Linked DNA regions of Homo sapiens: region 2 is linked to region 1. Evidence: read pairs that join two places in POLR2A ChIA-PET (ENCODE). Cell type or tissue: OCI-LY7. All regions are shown on one strand. Each heading gives the region's core, and the rest is flanking DNA. Links, peaks and the distances in the headings are about the cores only. Region 1 overlaps SHC3 (SHC adaptor protein 3). Region 2 overlaps LOC105376136 (a long non-coding RNA gene).

The links. ChIA-PET counts read pairs that join two places held together with the same protein. Peaks named below come from ENCODE experiments on the same cell type or tissue, not always from the same donor. Only the 100,000 strongest peaks of a DNase experiment are listed, where the experiment ranks them.
Region 2: POLR2A ChIA-PET joins it to region 1 with 12 read pairs; 6 of 35 experiments call an interaction of 5 or more read pairs at or near these places.

What each region holds. Positions count from the first base shown.
Region 1 is chr9:89,163,721-89,166,639 of GRCh38, reverse strand. The region is part of intron 1 of SHC3 (SHC adaptor protein 3); the gene reads left to right. Among named protein-coding and RNA genes, the nearest start is that of SHC3, 14 kb to the left of the region's middle. In OCI-LY7, for the core only: no CTCF peak of the experiment used is centred there; no DNase peak of the experiment used is centred there.
Region 2 is chr9:89,305,416-89,308,334 of GRCh38, reverse strand. The region is part of intron 2 of LOC105376136 (a long non-coding RNA gene); the gene reads left to right. Among named protein-coding and RNA genes, the nearest start is that of CKS2, 4.3 kb to the left of the region's middle. In OCI-LY7, for the core only: no CTCF peak of the experiment used is centred there; no DNase peak of the experiment used is centred there; H3K27ac peaks cover 526 bases.

The sequences.
Region 1 (2,919 bases), core at 266-2,765:
CATTGGTGCCCCCTCGTATGAAATCTAAACCCCTTTTCGATTCTTTTGCCGCCTGACCTCCCTCCCCGCAGACCCTGATGCTGTTGGCTCACAGCCTCTCCCTGGAGGACTCCCAGTCTCGGCCTTGAAGCGTTTTCTCCTTTGGTTCTTGTGCAGTCCTCTTGTCTTCCCATTTTTGTTTCTGGATTTTTTCCAGTCTTGCCATCCCCATCCACCCATTCACTAGTGTATTCCTTCATCAATTTTTAAATCAATTGTTTTATTCAACGGGTATCTATTGAACCCCTATTCTGTGCTAGGCCTGTGCTAGGATTGGGGATAGAGTGGTGGATTTTTTGCTTCCTGCTCCTTCAGTGCCAGTTGGGGAGACGGAGGAGAGAAAATACCAGGGGCTGCACTAGTTGTGGTGACATGGAAATCAAGGATGGCTTCTCCCAGATGATACTGAAATGGAGCCCAAATAATGGGTGGGATTATCTGGCATGTGGATGGGACATGTGTGTGTAGGTGTCAGTGCATGAGTGTGTGGGCCCATCTCCAGGAGGCGACAGAAGCAGAGTGCGCCTGCGTGGCTGGAGTGTGTGGAACCAGACGGGGTGTGAGGTCAGACCTACAGCTCACTGGACTTTGGCAAGTATGGTGGGAAGCCACTGGCAATTTTCCAAAAGATTATTCTACCTTCTGTGTGGAGAAACCATCGGAAAAGTAAGAATGAAAGTAGAGGCAATTAGAAGACAATTAGGAGTGATGTTGGAAGCTGAGACAAGCGTCATGGGCTCAAGGCTACTGAAACATCTACCCAGGTCTGTGTCGCTAACTGGTGGTGCAACCTGCCCATCTACCATTTCGGAGGCCTTTTAAGTGTAGCATGTCTCAAAATAAATTCACAATTTTTCCCTCTGGCATCTGTTTCTTGTTCATGTGTCACTGCACTGTTCATCCTCTCCCCAAATCTGAGACCCCCCAAGTCATCACTGAACACTTCCTTTTTCTAAGCCTCTTACATCTGTTGTCACCAACCTCTCATTTCCACCTCTAAAGGGTTTCAAGTTTTTCTTCTTTTCCCTTCCTTTTATTCTGATTCATGCCCTCACCATTTTTTTTTTTTTTTTTGCCTTGATGATTGCAATAAACTACTGATCTTGCCAGAAAATTGCTTTGGGAAATACTTTTCTTATTAAATTAGAGAAAAAAATGATACAGCCTCTCTGAAATGTTTCAAACAATACACAAATGTTTGGGGTGAAAAGTGAAAGTTTCCTCTCAGTTCTCTTCCTGACACTTACTAATTTTATTCTTCTCAGAGATAATCCCCAAAAATGATCTGCTACTTATATTTCCAGGGTGTGTGAAAACACACACACACACACACACACACAAACACGTCTTTTTCTTTTCTTTCTTTCATCTTTTCTTCTTTTCTTTTACACAACACAAAACATTCTACATATATTGATCTGTGACTTGCTTTTCTAACTTTATATGCTTTGGAGATCTTTCAATATTAGTACCTATAATTCTGTCTCTTTTTTTGGCATTCACTTGGCAATCAAATTATGGGTGAACTAAAATTTATTCCAACAGTTCCCTATTGTTAGACAGGTAGACAGTTTCTAATTTCTCGCAAATTATAAAATAGTGAATATTCTTCTATATTCATCTTTCCACTTGGAGAGATATTTTTCACTGTGTGTATACTAAGTTTATTCCTTTCCTTCTCTTATTGCCTTGGCTGGGGTTTTGAGTGCAGTTATCAATTCTATTGGTGAAGGCTACTTTGTTGCTCCTGGCTACAAAGTGAGCTCTTCTGTATTCAAATATCAACAACATTTACTATTATATACATTTTTACAAGTTAAGAAAATTTTCCTATGATCCTAGCTTTTTAGAAATCTGAAATGGTTGCTGAATTATATCAGGTTTTTTTCAGCATCTAGTAAGATAAATATGCATTTTTCACCTTTTTCTGTAAATGTGGTGAATTATTTATCTTTCTAAAATACATGTCTGTCATCTCATCTGCCTAATTAAAAGCTCTCTGCTGCTTGCTTGCCTTGCTTACAGAATTCAATCCAAATTCCTTATTATGAGTGTAAAAACTTTCAGTTTGGCTTCATCTTACTTCTGGAGCCTCATCTCCTGTGCCCCTACCCCCCGATACTCCAACCATATGGAGAAACTTGTTTTCTCCCAAACCAGTTGCACTTTTGGGCTTAGCTCAAACTCTTCCCCTCTGGGCCCCTTCTCTCCTTCTCATCTTGGCCTAAAATAATGCTCTTTGTCCTTCAAGACTCAGCTCACATAAGCAAACAGTTCTGTCCTGCCTCTCCCTTTCAGACAGCTGGTGCCCTCTGCTCAGGGTCTCCAGAGCTCTGTAGCCTTCAAGTCAATCCATATGAAGTGAGACTCTATCAGATGCCCAATGCCGGAGCCCCTGAGAATCCAAGATGAATTGGATGAATGGTCCCACTCTCAGGGAAACCATAATCTAGGTGGGCTTACATGTGTGTGGCATCAGACCATGAATTTTGATATGTGATATGTTATGGACTGAGTGTCTGTGTCCTCCCAGAATTAATCTGTTGAAATCCTAAACCCTAATTCGATGGTGTTAGGAGGTGAGGCCTTTGGGAGGTGATTAGGTCATAGGGGTGGAGCTCTCATGAATGGGATTAGTGCCCTTATAAAAGAGGTCCCAGAGAGCTTGCTTGACCTCTTTCTACCATGTAAGAATGCAGCAAGAAGACAGTCTTCTGCAACCAGTGAGCGAGCCCTCACCAGACACTGAATCTGACAATACTTTGATCTAGGATGTCCAGATTCCAGAATGAAAAATAAATGTGTGTAGTTTAAGCCACCCAGTCTGTGGTATATTTTTTTTCTTTTCTTTTTTTAATTATACTTTAAGTTTTAGGGTAC
Region 2 (2,919 bases), core at 103-2,602, 140 kb before region 1:
CTGTTAAGGAAAATGGACAAGGAAATTACTTTCTGGCAGAACCTGGGGGAAAAAAACTTCCTGGGAGATATATTTTTAAATAAATGTATAGATGCTCCTTAATTTACAATGGGATTACATCCTGACTAGTCAAAAAAATTTTAAGTTGAACCATTGTAAGTCAAGGACCATCTGCACTGTGAAAAGTTCAAACACATGGAATAATAGAATCAACTCCCATGTACAGGTTGTGCATCTTTAATCTGAAAATCTGAAATGCTCCAAAAGTCCAAAACGTTGAACAACACTGACATGAGCTCAAAGGATATGCTCATTGGAGCACTTCAGATTTCAGATTTTCCTATTAGAGATACTGAACTGGTTAACAAAATGCCCATATTCCAGATTCCAAAAAACCCTGAAACACTTCTGGTCCCAAGTGTTTTGGGTAAGGGATACTCAACTTGTTCCAGTCATTTAGCTTCAGCAATTACCGTTTGCCAATCATGTTTCATCTGTTCCTCTCTAACTTTTTTTTTCTAGAATATTACTGAAGAGATCTCAGATATGTCAGTTCACTCCTAAATAAAACTTTTCAGTGTATCTCTGTGTTTATGGTGTGCATCTCAGGAAAATTTTTTAAAAAATGCATAACCACATCATACTTACGCTTAGACGTCCTTAATACTCTTTGATAGCTGTTTTAGACTCACATTTCCCTGACTGCCTCACCAAAGCTTTTTATAGTTTGTTTAACCCTGCTTTCAAACTTGGGCCTACATCTTGCATTTTGTTATTGTCTCTCTTTTTTTTTTTTTTTTTGAGATGGAGTTTCACTCTTGTTGCCCAGGCTGGAGTGCAATGGCGCGATATCTGCCCACTGCAGCCTCTGCCTCCTGTGTTCAAGCAATTCTCCTGCCTTAGCTTCCCAAGTAGCTGGGATTACAGGTGCCCTCCACCATGCCCAGCTAATTTTGTATTTTTAGTAGAGATGGGGTTTCTCCATATTGGTCAGGCTGGTCTTGAACTCACGGCCTCAGATGATCCGGCTGCCTCAGCCTCCCGAAGTGCTGGGATTACAGGCGTGAGCCCCCGCACCCGACCACATTTTGTTATTGTCTCTTTTAGTCTTCTTTAAACAACCCCCCAACCTCTACCTACATAGACACCCTCCCCACACACACCCCTGCCACCTTTTTTAACATCTGTTCATCAAACCAGGTCATTTTTGCCTGTGGAACGTTACACATTCTGGATCTGTGTAATTGTTTCCTTGTGGTGCAGTTTCCCTGGTTTTTCTATTTCTTGTATTTGTTACAATCTGGCATTTAGATCTAGGTTAAAACAAAACAAAACCATTTACCAAAAATTCCTAGTAAGTGGCAGACTCATATTTGAGCCCAAACTGTCTGACTCCAGAGTTAGGCCTCTTACCCACTATTCTGTTCTGTCTCTTAGAGTTCCACAGGTAGAAAGCCAGGAGGGCCAAGCACCTTTCCAAAGGAAGGATTGGTAGTTGTAAAGGTGTGAGGAAGTGTGGTACACACAGAAAATGCTGAATAGGTTTGGCTTAGATTGTAAAAGTCATGGAAAGGAAAGTTGTGGGAAGTGAATGTAGGAGGATGAATGTGGTAGAAAAATGGCCCCCAAAGATGTCTGTCTTAGTCAATTTTATGTTGGTATAAAGGACTACCACAGCCTGGGTAATTTATAAAGAAAAGAAATTTATTTCTTACCATTTTGGAGGCTGGGAAGTCAAAGGTAGAGGGGCAACATCTGGTGAAGGCCTTCTACTGCATCATAACATGGTGGAGGGCATCCCATGGAGGGAGGGCAAGGGCCAGCCGGCTCAGGTGTCTCTTCCTCTTCTTATAAAGCCACAGTCCCGTCATGGGAGCCCCACCCTGATGACTTTAATCTTAATTACCTCCCAAAGGCCCCACCTCCAAATACCATAAACATATAAATTTGGGGATTAAGTTTCCAACACGTGAAATTTGGGGGACACATTCAAACCACAGCAATGCTCATATCCTAATCTTTGGTATCTGTGAATGTTACCTTACACAGCAAAAGAGACTTTACAAATGTGATTAAATTAAGGATTTTAAGATAGGGAGATTATCTTGGATTATCAGAGTGGTCAAATGTTATCACAGGGGGCCTTAGAGGAGGGAGACAGGAGGGTCTGTAAAGGAGCTGGGATAAAAACAGAAGTCAGAGTAATGTGACCACGAGGCAAGTGCTGCAGGTGGCTTTTTGAAGCTGGGAAAAAGAAACAGATTTCTTCCCTAGAGTCTCCAGAGTGAACTCAGTCCTGCTGACATAATTTTAGCCTAGTCAGACCTATTTTGGACGTCTGACCTCTGTACCTATAAACTACATGTGACTAATAGAATAGAAACAATATCACAGTGTGATGTTCGCTGCAGCTTTGTAATTGTAGATGCCCTTTCTCATTTTAAAAATTCTTTTATTCCTAGCTTGCTGAATTTTGATCAAAAATAGACACTGTATTTCATCAAATGCTTTAAAGCCTTTCAGTTTTATAGTTAATTCCAAACTTTTTTACAACTATGAATATAAGTTGTAAATATAAAAGAGCTGAAAAGATCTTAGTAACTTCAGTCTTAAGGAAAAGTCACATGGAAATATTATTGAAAACTAAATAGCTGAAATAAAAAATTTAGTAAGTAAACTGAATGCACAGTGGATACAAATGAAGAGCTAATTATTGAACTAGAAGATTATGTTGAATACCAGCCCCAGAAAGCATTAGGAAGGAATAAAGAGATGGTAAATATGAAGTATAAAGACATGGAGGCTAGAAGTAGAGGTGACAACTGTCATTAAAGAAGAGTCCCAAAGGGAGAGAAAAAATAAACAGAAGGGAGGAAATACTTGTACAAATAATGGCCGTGAATTCCCTAGTTTTAAAGA